Regions from separate parts of the Homo sapiens genome. Here all the other regions are linked to region 7. The links are chromatin contacts, found by Hi-C or POLR2A ChIA-PET in ENCODE. All regions are on one chromosome and are shown on one strand. The core of a region is the stretch at or near the end of the contact, and the rest is flanking DNA. Distances in the headings are between cores, read along the strand shown.

What was found. Hi-C counts contacts between places; a loop is a spot of excess contacts on that map. ChIA-PET counts read pairs that join two places held with the same protein, here RNA polymerase II (POLR2A). Pooled maps may share reads with other maps.
Region 1: a pooled map shows a loop between it and region 7 (5-fold over the local background). The contact joins the promoter of GCNT2 here to the promoter of NUP153 in region 7. A Hi-C loop is called at or near these places in 10 of 37 single-sample maps with no recorded cell type and 9 of 50 pooled maps. POLR2A ChIA-PET finds 5 or more read pairs at or near these places in 1 of 52 experiments (activated CD4-positive, alpha-beta T cell).
Region 2: a map of ascending aorta shows a loop between it and region 7 (21-fold over the local background). The contact joins the promoter of NEDD9 here to the promoter of NUP153 in region 7. A Hi-C loop is called at or near these places in 2 of 168 maps with a recorded cell type or tissue (ascending aorta and naive thymus-derived CD4-positive, alpha-beta T cell), 1 of 37 single-sample maps with no recorded cell type and 7 of 50 pooled maps.
Region 3: a loop to region 7 is called in a map of B cell, with 9 times the contacts of the local background. The contact joins the promoter of MAK here to the promoter of NUP153 in region 7. A Hi-C loop is called at or near these places in 1 of 168 maps with a recorded cell type or tissue (B cell), 1 of 37 single-sample maps with no recorded cell type and 6 of 50 pooled maps. POLR2A ChIA-PET finds 5 or more read pairs at or near these places in 1 of 52 experiments (T-cell).
Region 4: a loop to region 7 is called in a map of CD8-positive, alpha-beta T cell, with 8 times the contacts of the local background. The contact joins the promoter of SMIM13 here to the promoter of NUP153 in region 7. A Hi-C loop is called at or near these places in 4 of 168 maps with a recorded cell type or tissue (CD4-positive, alpha-beta T cell, CD4-positive, alpha-beta memory T cell and CD8-positive, alpha-beta T cell), 1 of 37 single-sample maps with no recorded cell type and 11 of 50 pooled maps.
Region 5: a map of OCI-LY7 shows a loop between it and region 7 (9-fold over the local background). The contact joins the promoter of TFAP2A-AS2 here to the promoter of NUP153 in region 7. A Hi-C loop is called at or near these places in 1 of 168 maps with a recorded cell type or tissue (OCI-LY7), 2 of 37 single-sample maps with no recorded cell type and 8 of 50 pooled maps.
Region 6: a loop to region 7 is called in a map of naive thymus-derived CD4-positive, alpha-beta T cell, with 17 times the contacts of the local background. The contact joins the promoter of C6orf62 here to the promoter of NUP153 in region 7. A Hi-C loop is called at or near these places in 1 of 168 maps with a recorded cell type or tissue (naive thymus-derived CD4-positive, alpha-beta T cell) and 6 of 50 pooled maps. POLR2A ChIA-PET finds 5 or more read pairs at or near these places in 1 of 52 experiments (activated CD4-positive, alpha-beta T cell).

The regions. Positions count from the first base shown.
Region 1 is chr6:10,520,067-10,522,766 of GRCh38, forward strand. It overlaps GCNT2 (glucosaminyl (N-acetyl) transferase 2 (I blood group)), which reads left to right and starts at 1,285. Exons shown (of 5, transcript NM_145649.5): 1 at 1,285-1,351. LOC101928146 (a long non-coding RNA gene) reads right to left here and starts at 1,340. Exons shown (of 3, transcript XR_001743961.2): 1 at 1,282-1,340. RefSeq lists an enhancer at 1,572-1,631.
Region 2 is chr6:11,231,415-11,234,114 of GRCh38, forward strand. NEDD9 (neural precursor cell expressed, developmentally down-regulated 9) reads right to left here and starts at 1,254. Exons shown (of 7, transcript NM_006403.4): 1 at 1,090-1,254. The coding sequence starts at 1,101. RefSeq lists silencers at 762-811, 1,292-1,341.
Region 3 is chr6:10,837,169-10,839,868 of GRCh38, forward strand. MAK (male germ cell associated kinase) reads right to left here and starts at 1,371. Exons shown (of 15, transcript NM_001242957.3): 1 at 1,335-1,371. RefSeq lists a silencer at 1,434-1,563 and enhancers at 1,784-1,843, 1,894-2,053.
Region 4 is chr6:11,092,579-11,095,293 of GRCh38, forward strand. SMIM13 (small integral membrane protein 13) reads left to right here and starts at 1,256. Exons shown (of 2, transcript NM_001135575.2): 1 at 1,256-1,811. The coding sequence starts at 1,736. RefSeq lists enhancers at 863-1,403, 946-1,155, 1,404-1,945, 1,826-1,945 and a silencer at 1,416-1,725.
Region 5 is chr6:10,403,109-10,405,808 of GRCh38, forward strand. It overlaps TFAP2A-AS2 (TFAP2A antisense RNA 2), which reads left to right and starts at 1,394. Exons shown (of 1, transcript NR_145448.1): 1 at 1,394-2,700. It overlaps TFAP2A (transcription factor AP-2 alpha), which reads right to left. Exons shown (of 7, transcript NM_001372066.1): 4 at 1,400-1,631. RefSeq lists enhancers at 1-1,135, 1,048-1,342, 1,138-1,755, 1,566-1,675 and a silencer at 1,056-1,435.
Region 6 is chr6:24,717,789-24,720,488 of GRCh38, forward strand. It overlaps C6orf62 (chromosome 6 open reading frame 62), which reads right to left and starts at 1,366. Exons shown (of 5, transcript NM_030939.5): 1 at 752-1,366. The coding sequence starts at 880. RefSeq lists an enhancer at 2,047-2,700 and a silencer at 2,410-2,579.
Region 7 is chr6:17,705,622-17,708,321 of GRCh38, forward strand. NUP153 (nucleoporin 153) reads right to left here and starts at 1,304. Exons shown (of 22, transcript NM_005124.4): 1 at 656-1,304. The coding sequence starts at 766. It overlaps NUP153-AS1 (NUP153 antisense RNA 1), which reads left to right and starts at 1,422. Exons shown (of 3, transcript NR_134618.1): 1 at 1,422-1,507; 2 at 1,773-2,005. RefSeq lists a silencer at 626-1,135 and enhancers at 722-1,416, 1,226-1,495.

The DNA.
Region 1 (2,700 bases), core at 35-2,534, 7.2 Mb before region 7:
TTCAAGATCATCCTGGTCAACATGGTGAAACCCTTTCTGTACTAAAAATACAAAAATTACCCGGGCATAGTGGTGGATGCCTGTAGTCCCAGCTACTCAGGAGGCTGAGGCAGGAGAATTGCTTGAACCTGGGAGGCAGAGGGTGCAGTGAGCTGAGATTGTGACACTGCACTGGGTGACAGAGCAAGGCTCTGTCACAAAAAAAAAAAAAAAAAAAAAAAGTTGATTTGCTATTTCTTCAGTTTATCCTGGCTTTATGACTGGAAAAAAATTTTTTTTAACTCAGTTGGATTTTTTCTTTTTTTTTTTTTTTTTTTAAGTTGATGTCTCACTATGTTGCCCAGGCTGGTCTCAGAATTCCTGGGCTCAAACAACCCTCCCGCCTCAGCCTCCCTAGTAGCTGAAACTGCAGGTGCACACCACCATACCCTGCTTTATCCCCACTGAATTTTATAAGCTGCTTCTGACTGCAAAGTGTTTGGCAGAAGAGAGGGATATGGCTAAATGCACGGTATGACTAGCTTGTTTCCTGGGACAGGAATCAGTTCATTCCTGAAAGGGTATGTAAAGAGCCCGTTTGCCTGGCCTAGGAAAAGCCAGAGGTTCAGAGAGAGGAAGTGACTTGCTCAAGATATACAGCTTGCATTAGAGAGGAGAGAACTTGCCTTCTGAAAATGCCCAGGGCATTTTCTACTAAATTCTGCTGCCACCTTAGGATTCCCCTTCCCCAGTGTGGGTAGCATTTGAGCAGAACACATATCTAAATCTGTTAGAGGTTACCCTGGGGCAGAGACTATAAGATTTCCTACCAATAACTAAACATAAGAGTGGAACCTTAAACACGAGGGGTCTGTGAGGGAATCCAAAACTTCCCCTCTTGAAAAAGCAGCCTCTAAGGGGGCAAAATGGAGGGTAGTCTTAGGAAAACACCCAAATAATTATCCTGAGGTCTATCTTGGAGTGTCCTCATGAAAAACCCAGTTACACCCAGGGCAGTTACCTTTCTGAGCGGTTTCTTATAACATTCCTGGAGTGGAAAGTGATCAACTCAAAGCCCTCCAGGACTCTAGAGGCAGGGGATGAGCTGGTGTCAGGTAGCACCTGGTATCCAGCAGCTTAAAAAATCCAGACTCTAGGCAGGCTCTCTGTAGACGTGTGTTCTCCTGTCTCAGACTCTTAGGGCAGGCCTTGGGGGTGGGACTGAAAGCAAACAGACCTTCCCACTTTCACATTCCAGCCTCTGTTATTCCACTTAAAACGCTAGGGTTAAACTGCGTTTACCTTAAACAGGCTTACTGTGTTCACTGCTGGACGCCTCTGGGCAATCTTACCCTCCTGGGAACTGAGAGAGGTAGGTGGAGGTCAGCGTGCTGGGAAACTGGTGGAGGGAGGAAACTGCGGGGAGCTGGTCTTCTCGTGTTACCTCTGTTAAATCGCTGACAGCAGTTTAAGGTCCAATAGGCTGGTACTCAAATGGGCTGCGTGGATGTTTTATATTTCCAGAACCTAGCACAGTGCCGGGCATAAAGTAAGTACACCAAAAAATGTTGAATGAGTCATTTGGTCATGAGATTTCTGTTTTCAAAGGTTTTTTTTTTTTCAAAGAATAGCATGTTTGTATGTTGTTTCATTACATGATGGGCCTACTGGGCACGAGGGTTTTCCATCTGTCTCTAAATCATTAGTATCCTTCTGTATCTCAGTTACAACTTTTAACTTTGTAGGAAAGAACAACGTTCACTTCAGACTTAATGGTTTATGTTTCTCAGTTCCTTCAGGCAAGGGAAAATGTTTCCAGAATTTGATAAGGTACTTGGTACTGTCTGGCATTTAAATTTTTTTTTTTTTTTCCAGACATAGTCTCACTCTGTCACCCAGGCGAGAGTACGGTGGTGCGATCTCAGCTTACTGCAACCCCCACCTCCTGGGTCCTGCCTCAGCCTCCTGAGTAGCTGGGACTACAGGCATGCACAACCAAGCCCGGCTAATTTTTGTATCTTTAGTAGAGATGGGGTTTCATCATGTTGGCCAGGCTGGTCTCAAACTCCTGACTCCATGTGATCCACCTGCCTCAGCCTCCTGAAGTGCTGGGATTACAGGCGTGAGCCACCGTCCACAGCCTGAAATGTATTTTATTTAATTAGTTGCTGTGAGGTATGAACATTCCTGTGAGGTATGAACCTCATTTGATAATAGGTAAAATTGAAAATGAAGCTCTGGGCCATGTAGAAAAGTAGTAGATCCATATTGCCATTCTATGAAAACCCATCTTCTGATATTAAAGACAGGTCTACTAAGTAAATTCAGGTTTTGCCAAACTCAAAGCTACTTTTCTGTTTTCCTTATTTTTAAATGTAGGCCTTTGAGAGTCGTCACTTGTAAATAGTCTTTCTGCACCTGGTAGTAGATTGGCCAAATAGAGGGTAGTTACCTGTAGGCTGTGGTTTTCCAGAAGAAATAGGGAGACTGTAATCCCAGGCCCTGGGGACCCTACAGCGTAAAGGATCTGTTTCTTTGCACTCTGTTCTGATTGAACAGCATATTGCAATTATCGGAAGAAGGGAGGCTATATTCTTTCATGTAATTATTCTTAGTGATCAGAAGCTTGAGGTCTCCCTTGTGGAAGTATTCTACCTATGGCAGTAATTTTTGGTTCCTGTAACTTCAAAATCCTATCAAGGACTTTCTGAGCGATAGAGG
Region 2 (2,700 bases), core at 4-2,503, 6.5 Mb before region 7:
AGTATTTACAACCTTACATCAAAAAAGGATGGACCAGAAAAATTTAGAAAAAAAGCGAAGTAGCTTCCAGCTAGTGTACAGTTAATATAAATTGTCAATCCACAAGCCTAGCACCCTTGCCCAAATCCATCTTAATAATAACACTTTTGTTTAAAATAGCATAAAATAAAATAGTAGCACTAGCACTCATGTCTATTCATCATTCAAGAAAAATTCATGTCCAATTCATTGCAGTCTGCTTTCTTTGTGTCCCCTGGAAGCTGCTTGCCTCCTTAGATGGGAGTGACTTAAAAGAAAAAGGGGAGGGGGGAATATACGGAGCAAGTCAAAAATCCTTTTGGCAAGAAAAATCCACAAACAATGGTGTAAAATGCATTGGAAAATAATGCTGCTGAAGTACTATGACTATGACACTCTGTAAGCTTTCAGGCACAATGAGCCAGCCTGAGCCTTCGCACTCTCACCCCATTCAAACTCCAATAAAAATGTTTTCAAGAAATGGCTCATACTTATTTATTCCTACATCCAATATAACATAAGGATGTCAAAATTTTCCATCCTCAGCTGTGTAATCTGGGCTTTTAATTTCTCCCACCAAAAGTGCATATGGCATACTCCTTCCGAGACCAAACGATTAAAGCAAAGTCTGGAAAACTTTGCACTAAGAGCCAGTCTGAGACAGACTATGCAGTCCTCATTCCTCTCATTACAGTTCCCCAGGGCAGTGGAAGCCAGGCCTGGGGAAGCCAAGGAGACTTGAGCCAATGCCTGCCGCGATTCAAGTCAGACACCCTCTGATCTCCAGTGGCTGCTGTGAAGCGGCTCCAAGTCTTAACTTCTCACCGAGGTATTTCCCCGGCAACTTTCAGAGCAGATGGACTCGGGTGTACTGTGAACCCCTGGAGTGGGTCTCAAAGACCGGGTCTCTGCTTGCTTGTCTGCTTGCATGTCAACCTCAGTGACCGAGACTCATCTTAGAACTCTCCGGGACACACAAGGGACTGACAGTAAGGAACACGCATACACAAGCACACACCCGCAGGCACAGCTTTCAGCTTGCAAGGTAACCTGTAAAAGGCACTCTCTTACCTTATACTTCATTTCGGCAGCGGTGGGTTGAGCCGTTTTCCTACACTAGTTAAGACAGCATTAAGCACTGCGGTGCCCGCCCCTCCATTGAGTGCAGCGCTAGATGAAAGCGAGAAGGTCCCGGGCAGAGCCGCTTGTCAGTCGCAGCGCCTCCCTCAAGTCTCTGAGCTCACTGTTGTGACTGAGGCAGGCTGATCGCGGACCTCATTTGCATGCCGCCCCGCCATTGGCTAGTGGGACAAGGTAATGCTCAGGCCCTGCCCACCCCTAATTCTGAAAAACTGACAAAGAACTTGTAATGTGATCGCTTCTTTTTGCTTTATCAGACGGTGGAAAATAAAACAGAAAGTGGGGAACCGTCCTGAACCTTACTCTGTCCTCCCGCCCCCGCCAAAAAAGAAGACAGAAAGAGAAAGAACAGGAAAAGGAGATACATTCTTTTTAAGATTAACCCAAATTTTAAAGAAACTGAATTCACAAAAGCAGTCTGACAGTCGCGCTTCCTGTGACCTAGCAACTCCTTCATAAACCCATTTCGTTTCAAAGCCATTCACCTCACAATCTCTACATGAAACGAACTCCGGGAACAAAAGGTTTTCTGTCTCCGGGCCCCTTTTTACTAACCACCCCTGCTGATACCTCTCTCTCTCTCTGTCCCTTTTTCTTTCCCCCTCCTCCCGCCTACTTTTTGTGTGTGTGTGACTGTTTGCTTTTTTTGTTCTTTTCAACGTTCAAAGTACTTTGCGATGTCAGTCTGCAAGGAGCTGGAAGACAATTCTCCCTTAGTGAAAAGGAACCCTCTAGCACACGCACCAGCGTTTTCCTGGACAGCTTCTCACCAGGGCCTCAGAGTTGCGGGTCACACATATTGAGCGACCTTCAGTGGCTTTGCTGAGGATAAAGGTTAGATGTGACCTCTCGGATGGGGTTGGCCAGTGCACGCCCTATACATCATCACCGTCCACTGAGTTCTGTGTTCTTTGACGGCTGGCATTTCTAGCTCCAGCTTTGAACACTGCAGTGTTTTTCCTTCTGACCTCTGTCCTGAGGATGACCCATTAACCCACCAACACTTATTATCCAGGAGAACGAAAATGCCCACTGTTTGATGAGCCTGGTTAAAAAGACCAGTCTCTCTCCAGCGAAGCACAGAACATAATTTCTATAAAGGTTCCATTTTAGGATTTCTATAGAGAAAGAGAATCACCCAGAAAACAGAAATGGTCACCTTCTGCAACTCTTCTCACGGACAGAGCAGTGAGGCGAAAAATTCCTTTTTCCCGGGCAAGACTGAGACTCGGTGAATCCAGACAATAGCTGTCCCTGAGTGGGATGCACTCCAACCAGACTACATGACTTGGATGGAAAAATCAGCCCTTATTTTTTTTTTTCCTGACCAAGTTGGATCAGAATCTGATTCCCTTCGCGTCTAACACACAAATTCCCAATGGATGAAAACTCTACTTTTATGATCTAAGCAAAAGGAATGAGAGAACAGCTGTCCTACAAAAGTGGTTTCCAGATACAGGGTTGGCAGGTTAGTTTGCAGTTCAGTGTGGCACTGATTCCAGGGACATGACCCCCCAGGCCATCCTAATGAGGTTGACATAC
Region 3 (2,700 bases), core at 121-2,620, 6.9 Mb before region 7:
CGCTTCTAATACACAACAAAAGAGTAATTAACGTTTTAAAAGTCACCAAACTCTTTAAAAAGCAACGCAGGAAAAAAAGATCCCAAACTAACCAAGTCGAAGTTTTACAGAAATTAAATGAGCTATTACAATGGGAAAACAAAGACTGTATCTTAAAATATAAAAGCACAGTTCTCTGTGCTCATATTCACAAATTATTTCAAAGCTTATACACAAAAAAAGTCCACCCCGACGAAGAGATTAAACGTCCTGCCCGGTGCCTGCAGTGGAAGCAGGCGGTGGCGCGGTTGGGGGAACTTTCTCCCTCCCGGTCAAGCCTCGGGAATTGAAGGGCCGGGGAGGCGGGGCCCGATCGAAAAGCTGGAAAGTCACTTTTGTTTTCACCATTATTTCACTTAATGGGTTGTGTTTCTGAATAAATAAAGTCAGATAACTTTGGCTTCCCTCTTTGAGAATTCCGTTATCATTAGAACAAATGTCTGTTTCTTTTAAACGATTATCTAACCACATTTGCATACAGCTCTTTCCTTGTAGGATTGAGATTACTAACCACTAAAAACCAGTTTTATTGCTCTCGACACCGCACTCTCGACCTGTCCCTAAATTAAAACGGATTACTTGCAGAAAAGGGACAGTTTTCGTCACACACTTTCTGATCCGACTCTGCAAACCAGGGCTCTTAAAAGGCTCCAGGGACCGCGTGGTGGAAGGAGGGGGCGTCCCCGGGCGCCGGGAGTCCGGCGCCGTTGGGGGGGACGGGGGTGTGCGGAATTCCACTTTCACCTGAGCGTCCTTTGGGATGCACCAGCGAGGGCTGGAGTCGGACCTAATTCCTGTTTTTCTCCCTCCTTTTAGATTTTGCAACAGTTCTGAACTCAGTTCCGCTGCCTCCCTGAGACCCAATCCTGCCTCTCTGTCCTAAAAACAGTTTCCACCGCCAGCCCAAGCAGCAGGGGAGCAGAGGTGGGAGATCCCGGAGGAGAGTTTAGGGGCGGGGGTCTCAGGCTAAGGGACGCCCGGCCGTCATCCTCCCACGCCAGGCCGGCCCCCGCGGTCCAGGAGGCGGGAAAGTGGTCAAGAGGTCTGGGAGACACCGACCGCCTTCCCTCGGGCTGACCACTCCCGCCCGCTCCGCCCCTCCGGGGACCCTCCTCCCTCCAGTCCTTCCCCTACCGGCGTCAGGGACCGGTCTCCGGGCGGAGATTGGCCCTGGTAGCACAGGGCGCCGAGGGGACATGCCCGGCCAGCCTCGCAGGTCGGGCTCCGGCTGGGTCGGACAGAGGGTGGTGGCCCTGCAGCCCGCTGGGGATTACCTGTCCGCGCCTGCTGCTTACCTCGTTCGCTCCCTTGTGAAGCTCCGGCGTCTTGTGTGTTTCATCTCCTAGGAAACGGCGGGGGCAGCAGGCGGGCCTACGGCCGGCCCAGAGAGGGCGTGGCCTCGCGGGAAATCCCCGCCAATTCCCGCAGGCCCCGCCTTCCCCGGGGCGGGGCTTCATGGAGCCGGGGGACTGTCGGCTGAGCTGCAGCAAGTGTGCCATTTAGACTTGGGGTTTAGGGGAGTTGATTACCTTTTCAGTCAGGTCTTTGTCAGAAGTTGGTTTGTTTGCCCTTTATTTTGTTTTGGTTTTGTTCCGATTCATTCTACAAAGTCTTGATTAATTAAAATATGGTTCCCAGACCGGGCAGAGCAAGAGAAGGAAGTCTGTTTGCCTCATACTTGCACTTGTTTACTTGTGCCTGGGGAAAAACTGTTCTTGTATGCAGTTCCTTAAATTGGTCAATTCCTTGGGTATGTATTACCTCTTGAGCTGCCCTTCTAAGTTTGTTTCCATTTATTCATTCAGAGAACCTGCCTAGTATCAGCCACAGAGTTAGATAGTGGTAATTCCAAGAAAAATGACTGAATGTGTGAATAAATGGGTAAATTGTAACTAGTCTAGAATTTAGAGAGGAAGGCACACTTGTGTTACTGCAAATAGTTCAGATTGGCTGGCAAAAAGGGTCTACGAAACAGAAACATAAGTGATGAAGCAGTGGTGCGGCAAGTTAGTAATTATTAGGTGTCAGGATGTGGGCTTGGGACCAAGAATAGCGCCAAGGTAGACACGACAGACATGCCTGTGGCCCTCACAGCTTAAAGTGAAGTAGGCTTTCACGCGTATGTTTATGGCAGCACAATTCACAATTGCAAAGATGTGGAACCAATCTAAGTGCCCATTGACTAATGAGTGGATAAAGAAAATGTGGTATATATACACCATAGGCTGCTACTCAGTCACAAAAAAAGAATGAAATAATGTCTTTTGCAACAACTTGGAAGAGTGGGAGGTCCTTATTCTACGCAAAGTAATACAGGCGTGGAAAACCAAAAACTGTATGTTCTCACTTATAAGCAAAAGCCAAGCTATGAGTATGCAAAGGCATACACAGTGAAATAATGGACTTTGGAGACTCAGAAAGGGGAGGATGGGAGAGAGCCTAGGGATAAAAAAAACTATGCACTAGGTACCATATACACTACTCAGATGATGGGTGCACTAAAATCTCAGAATTCACCACTATATAATTCATCTATGTAACAAAAAACCACTTGTACCCCAAGAGCTATTGAAATAAACATTTAAAAACAGACGGGGCTCAGTGGCTCATGCCTGTAATCCCAGCACTTTGGGAGGCCCAGGTGAGTGGCTCACCTGAGGT
Region 4 (2,715 bases), core at 6-2,505, 6.6 Mb before region 7:
CCAAAGTGCTGGGATTACAGGCGTGAGCCACCTCGCCTAGCCCTGACGCGTATTTTCAACTGGCTTTTAATAAAATGTGTTTTAATTATGCAACATAATTGAACCACCCATGAAAAAAGCACACACTGATTTTTTGTAAATATATCTTAATTGCACTGGGTTCATTCTCTTCACAGGAATCTATATTAAATCTGTTGCAAAGCAAGTAATTATCCTTTAATGTATTTTTATACATGGTATTTGTTCCTAATGTTGCTTCTTAGGGAATACAGTTCACATAGTAGGGCAGCTGGGTATGGCAGGATACATTTATTAAATCAAGGGATTGCTGCTTAGAACTTTTGTGTTTGTTTTTGGAGACAGAAGACAGGAAACTGTAATTTTTAGAAGAGTAAAAAGGTATCTCAGGGAGCAAAAGAATCACAGGAAAACTCGAAGGCTCTGATTCCTTCTAAAAGAGGGACACATTTACCCTCTATTCTTCTGGGGGCACCTCTTTAACAAATGAATGTAATCTGGCGGAAGTGGGGAGTTTCAATTTTGGGTGGAGATACAGTAGTTGAGATTACTACAGTGTCTTGTTTCGTAGAGGTGTAAGCCAGTGCGGCAAAATCTCCAAGCTTGGTCTCAAGGAGGCAGCTGGGTCTAACTTACAACTCAGGCAGGTGATTTGAGGGCAGTGCAGCTGTCCTTAAGTCACCCGCGGGCCATTTCTGAAATGCTTTACTTACGAAAAGATAGAACATAACATCTGTTGCAGGGGGAAAATGAGATTTCGTGTCCTGACCCGCGTCTGCGGCAGGGACCTGAGTTCTTCCTCCAAGTCCCAAATAGCCAACCTTCGCCCCCGGCAACAGGGCTAGGTGCACGAGCAACCAGTTTTTCAGGCAGCCGCCTCCTCTTTCCTCTCTCGCCGTACTTCATCGATTACGGCTAGAAACAAAACGACTTTGTATACGGAGTAATGGTTGAAATCTCACTGGCGCCTCAGCAGGACGGGCAGCCAGATCCGCGGCTTTGGAGAAGGCCAGCCCACGGTCGTCCGACTGAGGCGACTTGAGCAAGACCAAAGGCAGAGCCGCCCGAGAATGAAAGCAGCGAAGCCCGAGTGGCGGTGCATTCTGGGAGTTGTAGTCCCTGCGAGACAACGCCGTCCCGACTCCACCAGGCTCTGCACTCCATCTCCCAGCCGACCCCGCGCCGCGGAGGAGGCGAGCTTGGTGATGAGCTGCCCCAGCGGTAGGGGGCCTGGGGCGGAGAAGCCGCTACAGCCGCGGCCGGGCGACGCTGACATCTGGCATCCCTGGGGTCTCAGAGACACGGGTGGACAGCGACGAGGGCCTTGTGGCCGCCGTGTGTACCCGTGCTTACCCTCTGTCCTCCCTACAGGCGCGCGGCGTCCGCCATGGAAGCGCATCCGACCGCTGGGGTCTCTGGGTGCCGCGGCCTCGGCTCTCCGGGGCGATGAGGGACTAGAGGCGCCCTGAGGCCCGCCTGCCTCCCGCGCTCTGGCCACCCCGGCGGGAAAAGGATCGGGCGGGCGGGCGGTCCCACAGTGCCCGCCTTTGCGCCGCCCCACCCCCTGGGGGCGCTGCCGAGGGGGCGCCAGCCGCCCATGCCGCCCCGGCGCCCAGCCGCGCCTGGCGCCCGCCGCTGAAGCGCAGGACGCGCCGCCGCCCGCGCTCACCGCCGTCCGCGCCAGCCGCCCCGAGCCGACTGCCCTTCTGCCCCCAAGATGTGGCACAGCGTCGGGCTGACTCTGCTTGTGTTCGTGGCCACGCTGCTGATCGTCCTGCTGCTGATGGTGTGCGGTGAGTGGGGGCGGTAGCCGCGAGGCAGTTCCACACGCCGGGTCGCTGATCTGCTGGGGTTTTTTTTGTTGTTTGTTTTTTTGAAAAAAACAAAAGGGCGTGGACGGACAATTGTCTTAAAATCAACTGTTGTCCCTTAGCCTCTAGGGCTGAGCGCAGAGGTGGGCCCTTTACTCATGGCCGGCCCTCGGGCATCCTGGGGAGGGAAAGGACAGGCTCCAGGGCTTCCTGCCTCTGAGTGAAACTCAGCCTTGCTTCACCGGCAGCGTCTGCTCTTTCATTCTCACCACAGGCTGCCCAGATTGTAACCTTGGCCTGCATTCGAAGGTGAAGTGATTGATTGGTCCTTTTTCATTTGCACAGATTCTGACCTTAATAATGAGAGGTGTCACCTTCGTTTCATCAGCGAGTGGGGTAGAGTTGGGTTTTCAGCACGCGTGAAATTGTTTACTTAGAGTTCAGCCTTAAACTCAATTCCAAGCAGAGATGTGGAGACCAGGCAGAGCTTAGAAACACCGGCTATATTAAACTTGCAGGGTCGGGTAACCTAACTCTCAGTTCTATAATAATGGTGCTATTTCGAATGCTGTGCGTATTTTCCTTCTTGGAATGAGAGGACGTTCAACTTTTTTCTTCAAATAATGGTAGCCCAATTTTAGATCTTTTTGATTTCTTTGTACATGTATAGTAGCTGATAACCACAGGTCTCTTAGCAAAGTGGCTAAGCAATTGTGAAAATCTAAAAAGTACGTAGAACACGTGTCAGTGAGTTTACACATATTTATAAGACTGAAGTATGGGTTCAGGTTGATGTAATAATGGGTCAGAATTCATACAGATACTATAGGGCTTGTTCATTACACGATAAATGTACAAATTAATACTTAGTGACGCTGTGGAATAT
Region 5 (2,700 bases), core at 144-2,643, 7.3 Mb before region 7:
GCCATGTCACCAGCCTAACTGGAAATGTCAAAAGCTGATATCAGCCCTAAAAGTTTCACTGATTTCAGAGACAATGGAGGCAGTTCTAAACAGATGTCTAAATAGAATCCCATAATCAGAAAGTGGTTAAGATAAATTGTTTAAATAAAACAGCAAATTAATTAATTTCAGATTTTATTCCCTACTCAAGTGCTCTTTAATTGTGTGGATTAGATTATACTCCCCTAGGTAAACAGTCTCCAATATTGGGGATGGGGGAAGGGAAGGAAAAAGCAGAGGGCAAGGAAAAGATCTGTGTCAGTGAAAGACTACAAAGGGAAAGCAAAATGACTGTGCAGGAGGAAGAAAAGACTAGAATGGTTGATGTTAAACCCTTCCAAAAAATGATCTTTATAGGCTTTGTGCGGGATATAGCCACTAGAAAGGAACTGTGGGTCTATCAACACATAAGTAAATGAATAACAGTCAAAACAATGAAGTTCTCAGTATTATTAAAGAAGAGAAGAAACATTATCCGGGTAAGTTCAACACAAGCCCCACAACTCACAACGTGCAGTGGAATCCTAGGGGTAGGAAGCCCACAGCAGGGAGAAAACTGCCCTAAGGGAAGGTGCTTTACCTTGCTGACCCTTATAAAATCTTATCTACTAAATGAATCACTCAAACCTCGCAGGGGTGAGGTAAGAATCCCTGGCTATGTATGTAACAGATGCATTCCTTGGTAGTGACTACACACAATGCACGTAAACATGCTCGCACGCAGCCTGGCACACATCAGGGCCTCAGTAAATTGGGAATCATCATCATATGCAAACGCCTATAGTATGGGGGTCTGGAGATGACAGCGACCGGAAAGCATGGCGTGCGGACTCAAGAGGACAACCATTCTCTTCCTTTAGTTAAAAGCCATTCTATTAAAACCCTATACAAGGCACGACCGGTTACCCTCGGAGACCCTACTCAGAGAGGTAAGGCAAAGCGAGGAGCCTGAGAGGAACTTTTCCTGGGCTTGCAAGGTGTGCGCGAAGAGGGAAAAGGTGGCTGTACGGCGCCCCGCGGCTGCAGTGGCCGGGATTGAGCCCGCGGCGGAGCGAGCTGCGCTTGCGCGAGGAGGAGGGCGGAGCGGAGGACTCCGCGAGCGCGCGGCAGCGAACGAAGCGCGCACCAGAACTCGCTCGCGGGAAAGCAGCGGAGAGCGCAGGCGCGCGCCGCATCGCCCGCTCCCCCGCCCCCAGATCCCGCCCACTTGGCTCTACGCTCTTCTCCCCGCCCCCTTTCCTTTCCCGCGTAGGGAGGGCCGCGGCGCGAGGCCTGTTTGCGTCGCCGCCACCGCCCCGGCGCAAGCGCAGTGGTTCCCCCGGCCGCGGGGCGGGGCGGGCGGGGCCGTGCCGGGCCTCACCTCCGGAGCACTCCGCCCAGCAGCGACGCGTTGAGACACTCGGGTGGTGAGAGCCGCCGCTGCACTTCCGCCACCGTGACCTTGTACTTCGAGGTGGAGCTGAGGAGCGAGAGGCGACCCGGAACTGAACAGAAGACTTCGTTGGGGTTCACCACGCCGCCGAAGAGGTTGTCCTTGTTAATAGGGATGGCGGAGACGGCATTGCTGTTGGACTTGGACAGGGACACGGGGCCTGCGGAGACAGAGGGGAGGCCGCGTGTTGGGCGTCGTGGATCACCCCCAAATCCTGCCCGACCCCGGCCCTCATCCCGGCCAGGGCCGGATCCCAGGCTTTGGGCCACAGTCCCCGCTTTTCCGTCCGGCTCTGAAATTCTGTGGCTCTGCTACTTCCCTTCCTCGGGCTCGAGCCCTTCCCTACCTCACCCGGCGGCCGGGAGGCGGCCCTGCCCTCCCCCAGCCAGCCTGGCCTGCGTTTCTGCCTTGACCCTTTCCCCTTCGCCGTCAAGGGTGCTCTCTAGAGATGGGTGGTGAAATTGGTGACCCCTGAGGCGCTGAGCATCCGAGCGGAGTGGGCCCCAGATGAGGTCCAGGACCACGGGTTCAGGGTGCAGGGGAGGGAATTACATTTGCAAACCGAGAGCAAGTTACTTGTACTTCAGGGGTTTTGCTGGGTGGGGTTTTAGTGTCGGGGAAAAACTGCTTCAAAGACCCATTATTAAAATCAGCCGACAATTTAGATGGCTAAAGCACCCTGTAAACGAGCGTTTTAATTGAGGCACCACGCTGGGAAGTGGTGGATTTTGTTGTCCACACCACACGTCCCGTCTTTTTGATAAATAGGCCCTTTCCTATGTTCAATTTTGAAAACGTCTCAGTTTTGGAGATCCATTCCAAGGCCAGTTTTGAACTGCGGAGTGGGGAGGGAAGAACAGGCCTACAGTGGAATACTAGCAATGTGCCCTTTTGTTAAGTAAATACTTAACAGTCCTCTGCTAAAGCGCCTTTATTGGGAAAGTGGGTATATATACTTCCTAGTTAAAACCATAAGCTCTTTATTGCTGGACTCACCACTGTTAGAAAAAAAAAAAATAGAAGACCTGCAGAAAGTATACTAATGCATTACGTTTCTCAGCACCAGTGTAATTCAGATGCATTCACAACCATTTAAGTACAGTATGCATTGTATTTTAAAATTCCATTTGGAGACATCATATGCACACAATCTCATCACAGTGTTCCTTATGCGTTCTTTAATGGGGATATGCTAGAGGTATAGGGAGGTGGGGGGCTCTAGGTTTTGG
Region 6 (2,700 bases), core at 116-2,615, 7.0 Mb after region 7:
GTCAAATAAGCCTTGCTGATAATTTAAGAAAATGTTCATTTTAAGTTGCAAAAAATACTGCTCTTATCATCCCATCCTTGACTACTCACAACTTACTGTTTGCTATTTAACTGCGGAACTAATTCTGATTAAGACCTCCACCGCCCCTAAAAATGAAACTTCCTCTAGGTCATTTTGAGTTTTTAAAAACTGTACTTCTATACAAGGCAAAATGAACTCTAAGTAAAAAAGAAAATCACACTTCTAAACACAAATTAACCATTTCAGTATTTAATTGCTCCTAAAAGGTGTATTCTACTTCATTAAATGTAAGAGAAAAGGTTACCTACATTACGCAGTTTAAGAAACAGGATAAACTTTAGCATATAAACAGTCTGATTACAATTTCACACTTTCAACCATCTTATTTATACTCTACATTAGATAATCTTTAAATTCCATCATAAGGTTTCCCATGTTAACTCCATATAAAATTTTGTAATCTTGCCCACCCCATGTCAACTCAGTGTATACTACTACTAAGCTTCAGACTCAAATTTATTTCCAAACCAAAGAACGCTCAAGGGTCTTTTCGCATGCTGCAACTGCTCAATTCACAGAATCACCCCTAAGGGTGAAAAAACAGAGCATACAAAGCAGACTTTTTTTCAACCACTCTTTAACCTAATATTCATAATAATTTAAGAGTAACAAATAATATACACTTACAAAAATTACTTGTGCTAATTCACCATTAAGAACTTTAAATTACCTTCTCCTTGAATACAAAGGCAATATACATCTTGAAGTCAAACTGGTCAGCTAGAGATTCTTTTTTCTTTCTAAGCTGAGCACGTAGTCTGTTCAGAGCTTGTTTCTTCCGGGAGTTTGGGTCCCCCATTTTGAAATACAGGTGGTACTAAAGCCTTTGGAAATTGTCACTAAACTATGGGCACTTTTTCTTAAGACTCAAGTACAACAGAAACAAGTCATTTTTTTTCCTGCTAATATGATTGATTAGCGAAAATCACGACTATAACCCAAAAACTGCACCTTCTGTCAATATTAGCAGACTGTCATATTACAGGGTCAAGAAACAAAAGCTGCTGTCCAGTCATGTTTGGACAATAACGTTTGGGGTCAGACGGGAAAAAGGGAGGAAAGAAAGGAAAGAAAGAGGAGAAAATAACTAACTTTCTGGAAAACACATTTGGCTTAACTGCCAAAATAAAGGCTTTGCGGAGAAATGAAAAGCCTATAATCAGGATTTAGGTGTGCAATAAAACACAGCTGACACCAGACCAATCCCTAAAATCCATCCGGATTTTCCCCCCTTTTTAGAAAAGGGATTAAGGAACAGGGAGGGGGAAGTGTGATCCTTGCTTTCCAAAAAAAAAAAAAAAAAAAACTCACCAAAACCAAAACCAAAACCAAACACCAAAACAGGGTAGGTGAATGAAACTGAAATATCCAATTAGATTTTACCCAGCCAGCTCCATGGCTGTAGTACCTAATTCTTAGTTATTTCAGATTTCACTATTGCTATGTATTGTCAGTGCTTGTTATTGATTACACTTGGTGGTGAGCATAGAGAAAAGTGCAAAATCGGTAGAGAAGGAAAGGGAGAGGTACAGGGTTTCCCTGCAATCAACTACAGTGTATACCGGGGGCGGGCAGCTGTGGCCCAAAGGAGCCATGAGAAAAAACAGCGGAGTCATTACCAACTTCCCCATCACCCACATTTTCACCCTCAGGCGGCTGCTAACGCTGCTGCCAAGGAGAATCATGACGGCAGAAGGAAAAGGGGTATATAATACGGTATTAATTATTCCGGCTCTGTGGTTAGACCTGATTAATGCCCGGGTTCCCAACACCCCCAGCCTGCAACTAGTCCTACATTCCCCAAGGGAGACTTCCCTGTGGATCTGCCCCCGTTCAAAATGGTGGGGAGTGCGATTTATCTTCTTGTGAGCATTGCCGAGGCAAAGGTGGCGGGTTCTTCTCCCAAATCCCAGGCGGTGCCCGGAGACCACCTGCCTTCCACCCCCGCAGGTCCCACCCCCACCCCTTGCCTTCAGCGGCAGCGACTCACTCGCACCACGGGAGACACAGGATCACTCAGGTTTTCACTCATTTCATCGTGGAAACAATTCCCGCCCGGGTGGAGTGGGCGGGAGAGGGTAAATGGGAAGGTTCAGTGGGGGAAAAAAAGAAAATAATTGTGTTAATATTACTTCTAAAGTAAGCCCACCCACCCTCCCCCCAAAAAATTAAGTTCCCGGATTAGCTCTCTCTCACGTTGAACAGACCATGTTTCCAGAGTTTGGATTGTTTAGGGTGGGGTCGTTAGTTGTTTCCCGAGGGGCAGGGGGTGGAATTGAGGCAGCTAGGGCGGGGTGGGTGACGGGGAAATCCCCTCCCTGTCCCCGCGGAGCCCGGGACTCACGGACCGACTCTAGGGCGGGGTTTGGGCCCTCTAGCCGCAGCCTGCGGGCGGAGCGGTGGCGGCGGCGGAAGAGGCGGCGGCGGCGGGGGCGCTGCTGGTAGCACGGGCAGGAGCCATGTCAAGAGAAAACCACCAGCCAACTGAGCCCCTCCATCCCCGCTGCAGTGCGCACCGTGACTGGACCGCCCGCGCTGCTGCCGCCGCTCAGCCCCCACCTGGGACCCATAGTCTGGCTCGGCGCCCTGGGCGGCAACGGAGGGGAAGGACGCGGAGAC
Region 7 (2,700 bases), core at 54-2,553:
CGTAAGGGTGGAGAGGGACTTTCAAAATGCCCCAGTGCCACGGTTAACTATAACCTGGTTAATAAAATCTAAGCCAATGCTCTCAAGACGAGGAGGGCCACAGGCAGGGGAAACCGAGAATTAACTCATAGGCTGAGACTAAGTTATTCCACTTTCCATGTAACAGCGCCCCCCACAACTCCCCGTCTGCCCCAGAGTTAAGATTCCAAGGGGCAGCCCCCCCTCCTCAAACACACTAAAGAAGGGACACCAGAAAACAGCAAGTATAAGGGCCATCAACCACATCTTTTCCTTTCTCCCTCGAGAGAACATGAGTAATACCCTCAAATTCCAAATCCCCGCCAAAAAATAAAGAAACGCGCGCATCATGGGCCTACAATTTCTTTTCCCGCCCAGAGCCTGCCTGGGAAAGCCCCTGACCCAGAGAGTTGGGGGAAAGGCGGCCCAAACCACACGTGTGCGCCGCAAGGCTGGGCCTGTCTCAGCCCACTTCCCGTCGCCACCCCCAACGGCCTGAGCTCCCCCGGAGCCTCACTCGGGCCTTTCCTCAGGCCCTCCTGTCTGCTCCACGTGGGGCGCCGGGGCCTCGAACCGCCCGTCCCCTCCAGCCGAGTTTCCCCACCCGCCAGGCCACCGCGGCGTCGGGGTCCCATACCTGATGCTGTTGTCGCCCCTGCTGGTAAGGCTTAATTGGCCCCTGGTGGCAACGCCGCGTCCGGATCTTGCCGCCACCGCCCCCTCCGACTCCTCCGGCTCCCGAGGCCATGGCGGAGCCTCCGCCGCTTCCCGCTCCGGGGCGGGTAAGGGGGCGGGAGAGGCAGAGGCGGAGGCCTTAGAGAGCCTCCCCCGCCGCCCGGCCCCGGCCCAAAAGTCCGCCCGCGCTGTCCACACAGTGGGCACAAGCACCCCAGGAACCGCGAGGTTGCGAGCAGGAGCGGAGAGAGGGTGAGTGCTGGCAGCGGGGAAGGGGGTGGCGGCCGCAGAGGCCGAGGAGGCTCCGGTCCGGCCGCCTCTGCGGACCCCCGCCTCTGTGTGTGTCACGGTCTCTATGGAGATCTCCCGCAGAGGACAGCACGAACAGTTCCCCGCGGTGCTGAGGCCTAACTCGACCGCCGACTGGTGGGAGTTCTTCCGTCGCCCTAGCCGTAGCTGCCGCAGTTGAAGCCGCTGGCGACGCCCGCCTACCCCTCCCCTGTGCGCACAGCGCCCGCCCCGCCGCCGTCGTCGTCGTCGTCCCTGCAGCCTCCGCCGCCGTTGCGCCTATTACCCCTGCTAAGGCGGCTGCCGCGGTCGCGAGCCAGAATGTCGTCACTCATCGGCGCCCGACGCATTTGCATCATCATGCTGCGACGAGCTGATAGGCAAAGAGGAAGGGCTGGTCGAGTCCACGCTCTCGGCCGCGCGGCACGCTGGGAAACGTAGTTCAACAACGGAACGCGGCTTCTCGGAAAGGAAGAGGGACGGGGAAGGAGATCTCCGGGGCGCCGCAGAGGCACAAAGCCAAGGGGTACTTTTGCTGTTCTTGGCTGTAAATTAGACTTTGAAAAGACACTTAACATAAAAACAGTAACCTCTTCCCATTCTCCTTCTCCCTGTCGGTTGGTTAAGTAGGCAGGAAGTAAGCAGACAGTAAAATCAAAGACAAGAGCTAATGATTTAAGAAGGAGGAAAAAAAAATCTGTGGTTGAAAAATAAAGTCCATGATCCTTAGAATTAGAAAATATATACGGCTTCATTAATGTTTCTTTAAACATATAAAGGTTTTGTTGCAGACACACGGGGCTGGAATTCTGGTTCTGCCACCCAACCTATTTGACCTTGGATGAATCAAAACCGTCTGAGCCTTAGCTTCCTCCTCCATAAAATGGGAGCTTTAAAATCCACCTTATAAAGCTGTTGTGAGGAGCAGACGTGATCATCTATGGAGAGCATGTATATTTGCTAATAGACGAAAAATGCGATGAATGATTACAATTATAACCCATGCAGTCAGCTAACATTAGGGGTAAGTGATATATCCTTAACAATAAAAGTATACTATATTTGCTCCAAATATTTAGGAAACTGAGTAAGTGAGCTAGACTCAAAGACTGAATCCACAAAATGTATATTCTAGGAGTTGACGATTAGAAAGGTCCTGGTGATCACATAGTCCAACCCTCTCATTCAACCAACCAGACAAGATGTCCAGAGAAATTTAGGTGGCACAATCAATGACACTGAGATGGGTAATCAAAGCCAGGACTATAACCCAACTTTTCTGTAAGAGCTAAAGACAAATAGCCAAATGATTAGGGAGGAAAAATATGTTGTGAAAAATCTTAGACTTACTATAAATCTTTTTTTTTCTTTCTTTCTTTCTTTCTTTTTTTCTGAGAGACAGAGTCTTGCCCTGTCGCCCAGGCTGGAGTGCAGTGGCGCGATCTTGGCTCACTGCACCCTTTGCCTCCCAGGTTCAAGCTATTCTCCTGCCTCGGCTTCCTAAGTAGCTGGGACTACAGGCGTGCACCACCACGCCCAGCTGATTTGTGTATTTTTAGTAGAGATGGGGTTTCGCCATGTTGGCCAGGCTGGCCTTGAACTCCTGACCTCAAGTGATCCACCCGCCTTGGCCTCCCAAAGTGCTGGGATTACCCGTGTGAGCCGCCACGCCCAGCCTATTTACTATAAATCTCCCACTTACTAGCTGTGTAGCCTTGG